Regions from separate parts of the Homo sapiens genome. Here region 2 is linked to region 1. The links are chromatin loops, found by intact Hi-C in ENCODE. Cell type or tissue: upper lobe of right lung. All regions are shown on one strand. Links, peaks and the distances in the headings refer to the core of each region. The heading gives the core; the rest is flanking DNA. Region 1 holds the start of LINC02579 (long intergenic non-protein coding RNA 2579). Region 2 has its middle 38 kb from the start of LINC03050.

Region 1 (8,328 bases), core at 300-8,299:
CCCGATTGAAGGAGGCAGGTTCGGGTTTTGTTTTATTTTCTTTTGTTGAGTTATCATTTCTTGAGAGCTTCCTGTATGCACAGCACAACATTAAGCTCTCTGACAACAACAATAATAGCTAGCTCTCAACCCAGCACTTAGCGCCAGGTCCTGTTCAAGGTGTTTTCTGTGTATTTGCTCATTGACTCTCCCAAGAGTCCTAAGAAATAGGTACCATTATTCTCATCTCACTTTACAGATGATAAAACTGAGGCACAGAAAAGGAACTTGCCCCAAAACCCACGGCAAGACAGATCTGAACCCAGGGGGTCTGGCTCCAGGCCCATGTGCCTATAGGACCCCTCAAGCTCTGTTATTTCATTGGAACCTACACTTACCTCCAAAGTATGTAGTCTTGTTTTCTCCGTTCTACAGGTGATAACACTGAGGTTGAACAACTTGCCCAAGGTCACCTCATGCTTTACACACCTGTCACTGTGAGACTGACAACCAGAGAACAGTCAAAGGAATTCAGAGGGGGTCATTTCAGGAAGGGGAGACAGGGGAAGAGTCAAGCAGGGGCGGTGGGAATCTGGGAGGTCATGGAGCTCAAGTGTGTGTGCCTGAAAAACCGCTCCCCGAGTGCTGAGGAGCAGCCAAGCCTCCTTCCAGAGCCCTCAGCCCAGGAGAGGTGGCTTACAGTCCCACAGGTGGAGGAGGAGCCTTAGGCTCAAGGTTAACACCCACTCTCCTTCCCTGTTCTGCATCACAGTCACGGGGGTCACCCAAGGAGTGCCTTGTATGGTAGAGAGAGATTAACAGGGCAGCCTCCCAGCAGTCCCCACCCCAACCCTGCTCCCTGGGCCAGCTGTCCCGCTGTCATTGACCCGGTCCCTATTTACAGTTCAGTAGCAGAGGCCTATGACTCAGGGACAGAGGGAATTCCCACGGTGCCAGGCCTCAGGCCATGTGGAGAGTGGCTCATTAAGAGCCACGGCACAGCGATTACCTCCAGAGAGGCGTGTGAGCAGGTACCTTGGAAGCTCTGTTTCTCATGTTTCTAAAGATCGCCAAGGTGTTGTGTTCTGAGTAATAATGAATTGCCTTCATTATTCACACGCACAACCTGCACCACCGCCCACAAAGGCCTTGGACACTCCTGCTGAAGAGGTCAAGTCAGCCCTCTGGTCCCAGCTCTCCCATTGACTGGCTGGTGGGTGTCAGCCTAAGAGCCGTATGGACTTCGTCAGTGCCGGAGTGTGAGGCCCTTTGTATTTTGGAGCCATTACCAGAAAGCAGAGCCTCCAGTAGACCTTTTTCAAACTTTCTGTGTGGTTTGCACGTTCGTCCACTGTACCGAGGTAGCATTTCTTCTCATTATGACTCCTGGGGCTGTCCGCCTGCCTCCGGTTCCCAAAACCCTGTGGGTGTGGAAGCTGTGAGGTAAGCAGAACATGGCCCAGCCCCCGGGCCCTGCTGATTGGTTCAGAAGTGGACCTCTGGCGCAGGCCCCTCCAACCACAACATCCTGAGCTCTTGGCAACAATTGTTTGGTGACGGCCTCAGCTTTTAACTAGAATTTTGGAGAAAAGCTGCAGTGTGTCTTTAACTTGTTAAGCTTGGGAGCTGCTATCGGAGAGTCTTGCATTCTGGGCCCAGCCACATCCCTGCTCTTGGTAAAGGTTAGTTATTTACCTTTAGTTAATTACCTTTACCAAAATTATTTGAGCAAAAAATAAATTATATACATGCACACGCGTGCACACACACACACACCCATACATATGTCTTTAAACTACTTAGAGGGGCGTTCCTGCCACTTGCAACCAGCCTGTCATATATACTTCTCTGAACCATCTGGACATTTTGCAGGAGGTTCCCTTTCTGCAGAGGGACAAAGGGGTTGGCTGGGGAGAACATGAAGGCCTTTGGGTTAATGTGTTGGAAGCTGCCGCCAAGCTTGTAAATGAAAAGCATCTTTGAACTCATTGAGTAAACGTATAGGAAAGTGGATTTAAATTGAACGTCATCTGCCTACCGTCTTGGAAGCACATGTGTATGGCCCCAAAGCTAAAGGCTGCTAGACTTCTGCACAGGAGCTTGCGGCCTGGTGGTAGTCACTTCCCTTGGCGGGGCTTCCAGGGGTCCAGCAGCCTCACCTGACACGTGACACAGGGGCAGAGCCAAGCAAAGCTTCAGCCTCCAGTGCGAGGTGCAGCCACAGCTATCTCCTGCCCAGCTGGATTTTCCAGTCCTGCCGGCACGTTCCTTCCTGTTCCTTCCCTCATCCTTTGGCAAACAGATATCTGCAAACTCAGGCACCCAGAGAGTGAGGGGATTCCCATGGGGCCCTTCCGTGGTATAGGCTCTTGGGGCTCTGCCAGCCTGCTCTTAGAGGCCGGGACTGGTGGGCTAGGCTGGCAAAGCTATCCTCCATGCCCCGCTCTCCTCCCTCCTGTCTTCCTTTCCTCCACCCACCTCGCAGCCCCTGGCCTGCCTTTACTCCCAGCTCTCCTCCCTGAACCAGACCCGCTCCACCCTCTGCCACTTACACCTTTAAGGTGGACAACTGAGCTGGAAGGAGCCTCAGAAACCATCCCCATCCAATCCAGTTCCTTTCCAGAAGGAGAAACTGAGGACAGGGAGGCGAAGTGAGCTGTTAAAAGTCACCATCTAAGGAGCTGTGCTGGGGATAGAACACGGGTGGCTACGCCGGGCATGGTGGTGCGCACCTGCAGTCCTGGCTGCTGGAGAAGCTGAGGCGGAAGGATCGCTTAAGCCCCGGAGTTCGAATCCAGCCTGGGCAAGGGGCGAGATCTTCCTTTCTTAAAAAAAAGGAAAAAAAGGGCCAGGCGAGGTGGCTCACGCCTGTAATCTCAGCACTTTGGGAGGCCAAGGCGGGCGGATCACTTGAGGTCAGGAGTTTGAGAGCAGCCTGGCCAACATGGTGAAACTCCGTCTCTACTAAAAATACAAAAATATTAGCCGGGCGTGGTGGCGCATGCCTGTAATCCCAGCTACTCGGGAGACTGAGGCAAGAGAATCGCTTGAACCCAGGAGGCGGAGGTTGCAGTGAGCCGAGATCGTGCCACTGCACTCCAGCCTGGGCGACAGAGCAAGACTCTGTCAAAAAAAAAAAAAAAAAAAAAAAAAGACAGAAGAAGGAAGGAAGGAAGGAGGAAGGAGAACCAGTGGCCAGCGCCCTGAGTGTGTTTGGAGAGGATTGGGGTGTGGGGGTGTGCGTTTGAAGCCTTGTGTCTCCTGTGGACAAGGAGGAGCGCTCTGTGCCCTGGGGGAAGCCAAGGGAGAGGAGGGGTTGGAGAGGCAGGGACCCCGTCCGCCTGGACACTCGGGAGTGAAGGCGTGACAGGCCTCAGCCGGCCGTCCCTCCTCGCGCCTCTGCCCCGGGGGACGCACGAGGACCAGAAAGCCGAGGGGGCGCAGGGCCTGCTCTGGCCGCCGGGCCCGGGATGCCAGGATGCGGGGGGCCGGGGCTGCCGGTGCTCTTGGGGGCAGGGGGAAGCTCCGCTCCCTCTACAGAGGACAACCGCCCCGCCGCCCCGGCAGCCTCCGAGGCGCCCTCTCCGCGCTTCACTCTCGGCCGCTCCCCCGGAGCCACGCGAGCCGGTCGTGGCGGCTGGACCCGAGCCTGGGAGCCTGCAGGCGGCCGCGCCGCGCTGCGCTGCCGAACCGCCCGGAGCCGCAGGTCCGCCGCCCGCCCGCTCGGGGGCGCCCCAGCTTCCGGCCTCCGGCGGCTTCCGCGTCGCGCTCCCAAGGCCCGGCGGCCGCGCCAGGTCCCCTCGGCGCCCCCCGTCCCCTCTGCCGGGCGCTCGCCCCCGCCTCCACCCTGGGATCTGAGCCCGGGCCGTCTCCCCGCGGCGCCGCGCCTGACGGTCACTCTCTCTGACCTCCTGGGCCCAGTCCTGGGGCCAAGAGCCGCATCCCCGGGGACCTTGGTAGAAAAATATGCGGCTCCTGTAGCCACCCAAGATCTTCTGGATGAGAACCCCTGCACCAGCAGACTGGGTGTCGTGGACCTCCAAGCGGTTTTGACGCTGCGGAAGCTTGAGAACCTCCGCTCTGGAGCCCAGACCCCGCTGGAGGGTGGACAGAGCGGGAGGGTGGACTGAGCCTCTCGGGGACAGCGACCCTGTCTTTGTTCCCTGAAATAGCAGGGAGTCCTGCTGATTATTGACTGGTGAGACAGGGAAAATGGTTCCTGCAGGCAGCCCTGGGGTACTTTAATAAAAATGGTCTTTCCTGGATGATGACCAGGAGTGACTTGGAAACTGACACAAATTTCCTCAAAGGATTGATCCATTTAGCATCTGTTTAGATTACATCCCAAGTTGTTGGCAATGGAGCTGGAAAAGCACTCTGACCCTCTATTGTCAATGGTCTCTGAGGGGCTCACAGCACCTGGCGTGGCTCACATATCCAGCATTCTGCCAGGAACGTGGACCCTTGCTTCATGGACGTCATTTATAGGCTGAGTGAAAATCTATCCCAGAAGGTTTGGGATACATTTGAAGATACTTCCAACCTTCACTAAAGATTATTCCCATTTCATAGGAAGGAACTACGTCCCTTCTTATTCCACCTAGAAAAATGTGGAATAATTCAAAAGATGTGACCATAACTTTTTGTCTTTTTTCCAGAATATTTTAAAATATGTTTACATAATATTTACAATAAAATTTAACACATTCATAACTCTGTAATGTGTCGCATCCCCTGAGACCCAAGTGTCTGCTGTTAACCTAGTGACAGGGAGGGCTAAGCGTGGTGTGTTAAGGAATGTTGGCTCACTGCACAATATCTCCCACCAGAAGTCCATTTTGCAGCCAACAACCTTTGAATCACCCTGCCCTTGACTCAAGGGGATGATTCTGATGGTGGAGTACGGATCAGAGCGAGGGGAGATTTGGGATAGGCCGGCCAGGTCTCTCAAGTCCCATCTTCCAGGTGACCCTCTCACCTGCTTCTAAGCCTTTGAATGGGTTGTAAGAGGTTGGGGGCTGGGGGTTAGGGATGAGAGGAGGGCCCCAGAAGATGGGGCTTTCTGGCTGGTCTGCTTGGGGAGGATGGGAGAGGGTTTGATAGAGCAGGTGTTTGTTCAGGGCCAATTGTGCTGTCAAGAGCCTGTTTATCCCAACAATTCTACTTCAGGAATTTCTTCTATGGGAATAATCAGAGAGGCCTTAAATGACCAACAATAGGCTGGGCACAGTGGCTCACAACTGTAATCCCAGCACTTTGGAAGGAGGTGGGTGGATCACCTGAGGTCAGGAGTTCGAGACCAGCCTGGCCAACATGGCAAAACCCCATCCCTACCCAAAATACAAAAAATTAGCCCGGCGTGGCACCTGTAATCCCAGCTACTTGTGAGGCTGAGGCAGGAGAATCGCTTGAACCCAGGAGGCGGAGGTTGCAGTGAGCCAAGATCTAGCCACTGCACTCCAGCCTGGGCAATGGAGAAAGACTCTGTCTCAAAAACAAACAAACAAACAAACGGAAAAACCTAACAATGTGGGAGGGGTTTAAAGAAGAGAGCTCAGTCACATGAGAGAACAATCTGCAGCCATCAAAAAATCCCATTTTCAAAACAGTTCTAATGACATGGAGAATTGCTCATGATATGAGGTAAAAAGCAGCATAGAAAATGGTATTGTATGATACCTACTTTATGCAAAATACATATTATTTGCCTAAGGAAACATATATTTTTAAAAAGGACTGGAAGAGAGTTTGTCAAAATATTAACAATGATTTTCTTTGGGTGATGGGTTCATAGGTGATATTTGGTTTCTGCTTTATTTTGTCTGTTTTCCATAATGAGCACATGTTACTTTTGAATTAGAAAAATAATTTAAGAACCTGCAATGTTCTAAGCATTGTGCCAGACTCAAAGATGAATAAGCTACAAAGACGTATTTTCTGCCTTGGAGGAACTCATCATGGTCAATGGAGATAAGAGGTAGCCAGAAAATCGCAGTGTGGGGCAGGGTGGGACAAGTGTATAAGAGAGAGAGGGGCAGGACGCAGTGGGAGCTCAGGGGAAGGACAGAAGACATCCCCTGAAATCTAAGTTCCCTGGGAGCTGGCACCTAGGAGGTCAGCAGAGCAGGGTGGGGTCAGAGTCCCAGCTCTGCTCCCTGATGCCCTGTAGCTTTGGGCAGGTTTCACTAACTAGTCTGGCTTTCCCGTCTGTAAAATGGGATAATGAAAGGTTTTTGTGAGCAATTAATAAGGTAATGAATACAAAACATGGTCCCTGGCACAGAGTAAGTGCTCAATAAAAATTACATTTACAATAGAATTTCTAAAGTCAAGTCTGGGCAGGAAAGTGCAAGGGTAGCGAGGAACTGGTTGAGGTTGCTTGGGGTTCACAGGGAAAGGGTGGGAGACAGGATACAGGATGCCAGCCAAGGGGCACAGCTTCTGGCATAGGTGCTGCACCGCCCTGGAGGCTGGGGGACCAGTTGGGTGGGGGTTGCCTCCTGTGCCCCCTGAGCAACAGAATAATGGAGGATGGCTTGGGGATGAAAGGATGGAGAGTCAACGGGCACAGTGGCTCACGCCTGTAATCCCAGCACTTTGGGAAACCAAGGCGGGTGGATCACCTGAGGTCGGGAGTTTGAGACCAGCCTGATCAATATGGTGAAACCCCACCTCTAACAAAATTAGCCGGTCATGGTGAGCATGCCTGTAATCCCAGCTACTTGGGAGGCTGAGGCAGGAGAATTGCTTGAACCCGGGAGGCGGAGGAGGTTGCAGTGAGCCGAGATCGCGCCATTGCACTCTAGCCTGGGCAACAAGAGTGAAACTCCATCTCAGAAGAAAAAAGAAAGGATGGAGAGTCTGGAGCTAAACTCAAAGCCCTTAGCCCTGACTGGAGAGGGTGAGGGCATGAAGGGACCTCCACAAATCACCCTTGGCATTAATCAAGCATCTACAGTGTTGTATGTGCTCTGTTTTTAGTCCTGTTATAACCTTGAATATCAACATTACTATCTCCATTTTACAGATGCAGAAACTGAGGCCCGGGACCACACACCTGACACCAAGTGGACTAGGATTCAGGCCGTTGACCATATTCTTTCAACTTCAGGAGCAACAGCACCTGGAGGACCCAAATTTGCTGTCATCCTCCACGAGGCCTCAGCAGTCTCCAACATGGAAGGGCACTGAGCCAGCCTGGGGGTTTCCAGGGACCTTCCTGACTGAACACTGGAAAGACCCTTTCATTCCATCCTGTCCCCCAGGTGGGACCCCACGCCCTGAGGTGGAACAGAGGTGAAGAGGAAGGGGAGCGGCTCCTGTGCATTTTAATAGAAATGAATTCAAGTAAGTGTGAGAATGTCATAAATCCCTCAAGAGGGCTAGAGGTGGTGGAGGAGCCCCTGTATCCCCAGGTGATCCCTCTGATGCCTTGACAGGTTCTCTCCTGAAGGACTCAGTTCCTTGGGCCCAAACTTCTCCAGTCTCTCATGAAAGGAGATGAACTGCTTCAGATAAAGTGCTAATCTTCAGCCTCAAAGTCCTCAGAAGGGTAAGATTGCTATGTATCTGAAGATGGGTGCAATAGAAAAGCAAATGTCCCATAAGACCCCAGCTCTCTCCTCCTCCACTGAGAGCGCACACTGTCTACAGGGCAAGTCTCGTTGCTTGAGAAAGTTCTTTTAATTTTTTCCAATCCACCTGGCAAAGAGCCTGACCACAACGTCTGTCTCACCCTCCTTCCCGAAACTTCGGTCTCCCCCATGGGATTTTCAGAATTTGGGAGGGGGTGCTGTGTTGCTTTGCAGTTCTGCTGCCCATTTTTCACAAGAGAAAACTGGGTGTCAACGAAATGAGAATAGATTCTGCAGTGAAAGCATTTGGAGCCAGACAGTGGGAGAAATCTGATGTATAACAGTGGTTTTCAACCACGGCTGCAAATTAGAAGCACAAGAACACTTCAAAAAATACTCATACCCAGGCCCCACCAAATATTTATCTTGAGATGGGATGCTTTCTTGCCTGCTTTCCTTGTGTGTGGGGTGTGTGTATGTGTGCTTGTGTGTGTGATATGTGTGTTTTAAAAAGTCTTCCAGGTGATTCTAATATGCCAGAGCTAAGAATTACTCACCTAAAATAAGACAACTGTGTTAGAAAGAATATCCAATAGAGAAATGAACAAAAGACATGAATGGGCAATTCACAAAGACAAAATAAAAATGGCTAATGGGCACATGAAAACCTGTTGACCCCAATTAATAATTAAAGAAATGCTAAATAAAACAATAATGAGATAGCATTTCACGTATCAAGTTGTCAACCCTTTTTTTTTCTAATGAAAGAATATTC
Region 2 (8,328 bases), core at 141-8,140, 950 kb after region 1:
ATTCTCCTGCCTCAGCCTCTCAAGTAGCTGGGATTACAGGCACCTACCACTACACCTGAGTAATTTTTGTATTTTTAGTAGAGGTGGGGTTTTGCCATGTTGGCCAGGCTGGTCTTGAACTCCTGACCTCAAATGATCCACCCACCTTGGCCTCCCAAAGTGCTGGAATTACACCTGGCCCCATTTCCCATTTTTAAATCTACAATTCAATGGCATTAATTACATGACATTGTTGTGCAACATCAACACTATCTATTCTGAAATGCACGTATTTTAAAAGTGAGTCTAGGCCAGGCGTGGTGGCTCATGCCTGTAATCCCAGCACCTTGGGAGGCTGAGGCAGGCGGATCACGAGGTCAAGAGATCGGGACCATCCTGGCTGAGGCAGGATGCTGAGGCAGGAGAATCGCTTGAACCTGGCCAGGTGGAGGTTACAATGAGCCGAGATTGCGCCACTGCACTCTAGCCTGGCGACAGATTGAGACTCCGTCTCAAAAAAAGAAAAAAAGTGAGTCTACAGAAAGCTCAGTGTGTACCAAACACTCATTCTACCTATTCATTTAGTGAAGAATCATTTATTGGCTAGGAGTGGTGGGAGGCAGAGGTGGGTGGATCACAAGGTCAGGAGTTCAAGACCAGCCTGGCCAAGATGGTGAAACCCCGTCTTTACTAAAAATACAAAAATTAGCCAGGCGTGGTGGCAGGCACCTGTAATTCCAGCTACTTGGCAGCCTGAGGCAGGAGAATTGCTTGAACCCCGGGGGTGGGGAGGTTGCAGCGAGCAGAGATCATGCACTCCAGCCTGGGTGACAGAGTGAGACTCCGTCTCAGAATCATTTATTGAGCGTCTTCCATACACTAGAGAGTAGGGTTGGTAAAATGGATTAAAAGAAAAAAGAATGCCATGAGGCTACCCAAACTGTTAGTAGAATCTTAGGTTTTATATACAGAACTATAGCATCTGGCAAATGGGAGTTGATAGAACTGCAGTATTCACGGATTGAGCAGTGTGTTGAGTCCTTAAGCACCGCATTTGAAAAGATGGCTGCGACTGTACTGGATGGTGATGAGGCGTATGAGCAATGGAACCAGGGACATTTGGGTTAGAAAACAGAAACTCAGGGAAGGCGTCAGTGCAGTTTTTAGTTATCTCAAGGTTTCATCCCGTGGAAGAAAGAAAACTTGGTGCTTTGTTATGTTCAGTTCCTGGGGATATATGTTATGGAACAGGGGAATGGATTTCAGATCAATGCAAGGGAAGACCTATCAGTCTCCCCTGCTCAAGGCCCAGGAGACATTTAAGCTTTAAATGTATATGTATATATATATAGTAACAATTCATACTATGTAGTGTGTGTGTGTGTATATATTGTGTGTATATATACATGGTGTGTGTATATATAGTGTATATAGAATGAATTGTATATATTGCATATATATTGTATATATACTTTCTATATATATGACAATAAATTGTATGGTTTCGCCACCTGTGGGCCTGACAGGGCAGGGGTGAGGGTGGAGAGCTGTGGAATGTTGTATTAACCACACTTAGCCCTAAGAAGCAAACTGGTACATCTGTTTGTTTTGGAAGTGGGGAAATAGAATTAAAGCCATGGAGGATAATCTTCATACTTGATTACTTTCTTTTTTATTGCTCTCTCCTCCCTCTCTGCCTCCCTGTTGTGGATTTGGGACCTTGAAGACTCTTTAAAACGGCCGCTGCTTTCAGGCAGCTGCTGTCTTGGCTCCTCCTGCCTACTTAGGTCTTCCCTTCTCAGGGAGCAGGAGCCTGAGGTCCCACCAGCACCAGGGCTGGGCCACAGCCAGCTTAGCCATGGTGGAAAATACGGCCTTTTCAGGACATATATGCCTGAGCAATTTAAGAGAATACACATACACATACACACACACACGTTGTATTAGTCCATTCTCACACTGCTATAAAGAACTACCTGAGACTGGGTAATTTATAAATAAAAGAGGTTTAATTGGCTCATGGTTTTGCAGGCTGTACAGGAAGCATGGCTGGGGAGGCCTCAGGAAACTTACAATCATGGTGGAAGGTGAAGGGAAAGCAGGTACGTCTTACATGGCTGGAGCAGAAGGAAGAGAGAGAGGAGTAAGGTACCACACACTTTTAAACAACCAGATCTCATGAGAACTCACTCACTATCATGAGAACAGCAAGGGGGAAGTCTGCCTCCGTGATCCAATCACCTCCCACCAGACCTCACCTCCAACACTGGAGATCATAATTTGACATGAGATTTGGGTGGGGGCACAAATCCAAACCATATCACATATAATGTGAAGAGCAAACACTTTTGAAATTAGAGGAAAATGTGTAAGAATTTGTCAATCACTAGTCCCTGCACAGTAATCCCAAGAAACTGAAAACAAAAGGACTTCCCTTGAAATGACAGTTTCCACTTAAAAGATCAAAGAACATTAAAAGCATCAATCAACAAACATTTATTGAACATTCTAGATAATCCTTAAAATCCTTGCAGAGTGACTACCCAGGAGCTTTTACCCAAGTTCACTAAAAAATTCAAAGGGCTCCCTCCACCCTAGAATGCCTCCGGCCTGGAGGCTGCTTTCTATTTTTGCAGCATGAGTGGATTATCTGGGTTACTGTGGTGACCTTCTGTGGTCCCCACACAGCTCTCTTCCCGCTGGTGTAACTGGGCCAAGGTGGCAGCCAATGCCTGGGCAAGGTGTGGGCAATAGGCCAGACTGGGATGCTCTGCAGAGCTCCTGCGCATTTGCCTGGTGGCTGGGGAGTAAGTTCAAAAAGGAGCAGGCAGTCATGAGTATGACTTCCACCTCTGACACCTATCTTTGGGAGCCACCCAGCTCACTCTGCAGCAGTGACCCAGGCATGGATATTGTGACTGCCCTTCCCAGATTGAGTAACTAGATGGGAACAGGTAGTTCAAGCTGGCACCTTGCTCACACCTAAGGTGGTGTTATAGCTGGGTCATTTCCCGAAAGCTACTGGAAAGGGTATTCTGTAAGAATTATGTCGTCTGGGCTTGGCATGGTGGCTCACACCTGTAATCCCAGCACTTTGGGAGGCCGAGGCAGGCGGATCACGAGGTCAGGAGATCAAGACCATTCTGGCTAACATGGTGAAACCCCGTCTCTACTAAAAATACAAAAAATTAGCCAGCATGGTGGCGGGTGCCTGTAGTCCCAGCTGCTAGGGAGGCTGAGGCAGAAGAATCACTTGAACCCGGGAGGCAGAGGTTGCAGTGAGCCGAGATCACGCCACTGTACACCAGCCTGGGCGACAGAGTGAGGAAAAAAAAAAAAAAAAAAGAAACAAAAATAGAAATCTGGGCTCAATCAAGTAAGAATTTAGTTGCCTACAACATTGCTCCATTTCCTTTCCAGGTGATGGCAGCAGTGTGGGGCAGTGGGAAGGGCTGAGTCGGAAGTCAGGGCTCCTGGGTTCTACTTCTGGTTCTGCTGGTCACTAGCTCTGGCCCCTTATATGCGTTTTTTGACCTCTTGGGCTTCATTTCTCTGTTGATGGAAGAGACGCCCATCAGATGATTGCTGAAGGCCCATCCTGCTCTAAGACCTGATGACACCTAAAGGAATGATGCCTAATGTCCTGACACTCACAAGTTACAAATAGCACTCCAAACCGGAGGACACAGTAAGAGCTACATTCATGGGTTTAACTGGTCTCTAAGAGCAGTTTAAATACCTGGGTAACCAGTCCCCATTACCCGCTCCCCAGTTACACCCTCTGATGGTTCCATTCACTTCTTTTCAGAGACCCTGACTGAGAAAGTGGGGGGCTTCAGGATGAGAACACCCCGTCCCATAAGGGAGACCCCTCTGCTGTCCCTGGGATCCCAATACCACTGAGCCTGGCCATCAGTGTCATCAACATCAGGCCCTGCTTCTCTGGGGTGCTGCTTCTCCTGCAACCTCGGCGCACTGAGCGTGTGTCTGGAGGTTCTCTGGGCAGCACCTGCAGCAGAGCTGGCCATGGCAGCCTCCCTTGGGTTTGCATGTGCTCTTCCTGACCAGATTGGTGAGGATACAGGCCTGCCAGCCTCCACCAAGGCCAGTATTGGTGTTGACAGACCAACCTGCAGCCTCCTCTTTCTGGGCGGCAGAACATAGGGTCCTCAGGCAAAATGCTCTCCTATACACTCCCCTGAACTCCCCAGTAGCCTGTGCCCTCCAGCTGGGGGGCACTGGGACTGCCATGGCCTCTTTATGCCCCCAGGGTACAGCCTCTGCTCAGATGCATTAGGGTAAGGCCCCAGCCCATTGCTTATGGGACCAGAGGCATCACACACAAGGGAAGCCGGCTGGGAGTGCGTATTAAGGCTATAGCCACAGCTGCGATGAATAGCCTGTAAAAGGGGCTCCAGCGTTGGGAGACAGTGGAGAGTGGAGGACAGTGGAGGGAGAGTGGGGGACTGTGGAGGGCACATGCCCAGCTGCAAAGGGACAGCCATGACTCGGCTCTGGCCAGAAAGTAAACACAATGGAGCCAGAGAGCTGATTTCTCAAGAGAAGCAATGATCTGGATTTTTTTTTTTTTAAGGTGGAATTCTTCTCTTGATCTTTAAATGCTGGCAATGATTTCAAACTTTAGAAACTCTGCATGGGCCAATACTGTATCAGACAAACTGAACACATCTGTGAGTCCCATTTGCTGGAGGGCCTCTGTATCTAGCCTCCTTGGCAAGGGCTGCTCAAGCCAAGAGCTGTCGTCTTGTCGACAGACAGACAGACAGACTCACGGATTGACAGATGCTTTTGGGCCTTGTTTCCCCTGGTTGCCCAGCAGAAAGCTGTTGTTCCCCATGTGACCTGAGCCAGGGCTCTGGCTAAACCCTTGGGAACTAGTGTGTGGACCAGATACGGGGTCCCTGAACTTGGACTAGATTGGAAGTTGGCCAAAATGACACCTCTGCTCCACCACCCTCTTCCTTTTCTTTTGAGGCAGGATCTCACTCTGGTTCCCCAGGCTGGAGTGCAGTGCCACGATCATGGCTCACTGCAGCCTCGACTTCCTGGGTTCAGGTGATCTTCCCACCTCAGCCTCCCCAGTAGCTGGGACTACAGGTGAACAGTACCATGCCCAGCTTATTATTTTTTTTTCTTTCTTTTTTTCAGTAGAGACAGGATTTCACCCTGTTGCCCAGGCTGGTCTTGAGGCCGCTCTTGGGCTTAAGTGATCCACTGCCTTGGCCTCCCAAAGTGCTGGAGTTACAGGTGTGAGCCACCGGTGCCTGGCCCGTCCTCTCCATTTTCTTGGCCTTTGCTTTGAGTTCCTGCTGGTCCTCATGTAGCCTGTTTCCTACTTCCTCATGGCAACTGGATGTTGGTAACTGATAAACCCGAAGATTTTCCCTTTCTTGGCTGTTTGCTTTATAATGAAGGGTTCTGAAGCCCAGAAATCACTAAAGAAGTTTATGGCTAGGGTGCAGCTTTCTGGGCTGGGCCTGCGCCAGGCTGGAGCTGCTGTCCACAGGCACTGCACTTGGTCCACTGTGTGCTTCACTGGCATAGAAGGGCCTGAACCTTGCCAGGCTTTCTCCCTCCCCCTGGACGGTAGCCGAGGGCAGACCTCATCTCTGGGGACCCAGACTCACAATCTGCCGCCTTGCTAGGGAGGCGACCAAGGCCTGCTCTCAGATCTGGTTGAACTGCTGGAACCGCTCCTTCCTTCCACGCACCCTGAGGGGAGGCCCCTGGGATGCTGGTCAGCGTGATTAAACTCAGTCTCTTTCCTCACTGGTCCAGGTGGCCACAGGCTTGTGCGGCTAGTGAAGTCTGCGCTGTAAAGATGCCCACGCTGCTGTCTCTGGCAGAGCTCACTTGGCTGGAGTGGGAGGGCAGTAGACAGGGCATGAAGGAGGAAAAGAGTGGGAAAGAAGGGCAAAAAAGGGCAAAAACTTGCTTCTGTATTTCTCGGCTTCTGTGAAACTCACTTGGCTGGTATGAAAATTCAGAAGAAAATTTTCAGAGGAACTTTTCACAGGGTATATTTCATTTGCCATGAAAACACTCAGTTGAGTGTGTGCATGTGTGTGCTTGAGTTGCTGAGAGGAGATATTGTGTGGCTTATATTTTAGATTTCGTGAAAGGTATTTAGCCACACACTCATTATAGCATGTGGCAGCTTGAAGTTCAAGTTAGCTTGCTGTGTTGTTGGTGTTTTTGAACCAGTGGGGGAATTACTGTTACTCTGGGATTTTTTTGGGTGGCAATTTAGATACAGTCCTGCCAGGAGAAGCTCTGGGAAATTTCTCTTTTTCTCAGGGTGTCCTGGGGCTGTTTTGGTTTGTTTTTGGGGTGCGGTGCCCTCTCTTCTCAGCAAATCCTTACCAAAGGGCTCAGCATGACTTTTCTGATAAAGCTGGAATCCCTGCGGGCTGCTTGCTCAGATGGATTTGGGCACCCCGGGGAAGGTGTTCTTTTGTTCCGCTGGCAGATGGGCGTGTTCAGTGCTGGTCTGGACATGTGATTCCGGCTGTGGTTTGGGGCTGAGACTGTCTTAGCTCTGACTTCGGAAGAAGATCCTGAGCTTGTCGGGGTCTTGGCACAGGGTCCTGAAAGCCGTATATGGATCAAGACATGGAAGAGAAGTGGGTTTGGGATTGGTGGGTGGGAGCTCTTCCTCACAGGGGCTCCTTTCTCGCTCGGCTTGCTTGGTTGTACTCACACCACTCTGGACTCCTGGTGAGGTCCTAAGTGGTTCATCTTCAACAAAAATGCCAGTTGAGACGCGGCAGAAAGATTTTAAAGGAGAGTCCTGGGGGCTGAGTTGACTCTAGCTAGGCACTGTGGTACCTTCCAGTTTCTTTCCATCTGTGCCTCTGGACAGCTGGGGTCAACCCCATGTACATAGGGTCGGTGGTTGCCCAGGAATAGTGAGGGGGGTGCAGGAAAGGGGGTGCTAGACTTCATGGTTTAGCTGAATTTTAAATGTTAACTAATTTAGATTTGAATAGCCATATGTGTCTAGTGGCTATTAGAGAGCGCAGTTCTAGAGGCTCCTTGTAGGTGGGGTTCCACGAGCACGAATGTGTGATAGCCTGTTGACTGTGAGTCATGCTTCCCAGGCAACATCATAACTTAACCCTACAGAGAGAGGGAGCCTCGGCCGGGCGCGGTGGCTCACGCCTGTAATCCCAGCACTTTGGAAGGCCGAGGTGGGCGGATCACGAGGTCAGGAGATCGAGACCATCCTGGCTAACACAGTGAAACCCCATCTCTAGTAAAAATACAAAAAAAAAAAATTAGCCGGGAGTGGTGGCGGGTGCCTGTAGTCCCAGCTACTCGGGAAGCTGAGGCAGGAGAATGGTGTGAACCCGGGAGGTGGAGCTTGCAGTGAGCCAAGGTCGCCCCACTGCACTCCAGCCTGGGCGACAGAGGAGACTCCATCTCAAAGAGAGAGGGAGACTCCAGAAGGCTCTTAAAGAGTGGCTTTGGGGGTGGGATTTGCAGACACCCTGATGGGCATTTTTTTCTTTCTTTTGGTTGTAGGTGGGGACTTTCGGCAACCCCCAGGTCACGATTCTTCAGCCCACAGCTCTCACATGGTGACATGTTCCTAGGATATGGGGATAACTCCTATGGAGTCATCCAATATTCTACAGAACTCTGGGATAGTCCTAGTGCAATATGTTTTGTCTTAGAATGAAGAGTTTGGGGGTTGGGAGTGGGAATGGAGATAAGAAAGGTTTTCCTTTTCATTTATAGCCTCCACTATGGCTTAAAATTTTGATTGCGTACCTGTGTAACTTTTATCTTAAAAAATACATAAGTACATAAAATTATTATAGGCCTTTTCTCTCTCTCTTTTTTTCCAGCTTTTATTTTAGACTCAAGGGTTACATGCATGGGTTTGTTACATGGGTAAGTTACGTGGTCACAGATAATTTTGTCACCCAGGTAATCAGTATAGTACTTGATAGGTAGTTCTTCAATCCTCACCATCCTTCCACCCTCCACCCTCAAATAGGCCCCTGTGTCTATTGCTCCCTTTTTTTTTTTTTTGAGACAGAGTTTCACTCGTTTCCCAGGCTGAAGAGTGCAATGGTGCGATCTTGGCTCACCACAACCTCTGCCTCCCGGGTTCAAGTGATTCTCCTGCCTCAGCCTCCCGAGTAGCTGGGATTACAGGCATGTGCCACCACGCCTGGCCAATTTTGTATTTTTAGTGGAGATGGGGTTTCTCCATGTTGGTCAGGCTGGTCTCGAACTTCCGACCTCAGGTGATCTGCCTGCCTCGGCCTCCCAAAGTGCTGGGATTACAGGCATGAGCCACTGTGCCTGGCCTTATTGCTC

The links. A loop is a pair of places that touch in the nucleus more often than their neighbours do. Peaks named below come from ENCODE experiments on the same cell type or tissue, not always from the same donor. Only the 100,000 strongest peaks of a DNase experiment are listed, where the experiment ranks them.
Region 2: a loop joins it to region 1, with 6 times the contacts of the local background. A loop is called at or near these places in 2 of 110 quality-filtered maps.

Annotation. Positions count from the first base shown.
Region 1 is chr2:64,605,760-64,614,087 of GRCh38, forward strand. It overlaps LINC02579 (long intergenic non-protein coding RNA 2579), which reads left to right and starts at 1,553. Exons shown (of 4, transcript NR_034023.1): 1 at 1,553-1,661; 2 at 7,007-7,326; 3 at 7,419-7,531. It overlaps LOC105374773 (a long non-coding RNA gene), which reads right to left and starts at 1,480. Exons shown (of 7, transcript XR_007086343.1): 1 at 1,269-1,480; 2 at 378-482. RefSeq lists enhancers at 306-1,505, 1,021-1,070, 1,788-2,289, 2,290-2,789 and a silencer at 3,299-3,978. In upper lobe of right lung, for the core only: no CTCF peak of the experiment used is centred there; DNase peaks (open chromatin) are centred at 1,452, 2,171 and 3,692; H3K4me3 peaks cover 1,551 bases; H3K27ac peaks cover 1,023 bases.
Region 2 is chr2:65,560,368-65,568,695 of GRCh38, forward strand. No RefSeq gene overlaps it. Among named protein-coding and RNA genes, the nearest start is that of LINC03050, 38 kb to the right of the region's middle. In upper lobe of right lung, for the core only: no CTCF peak of the experiment used is centred there; no DNase peak of the experiment used is centred there.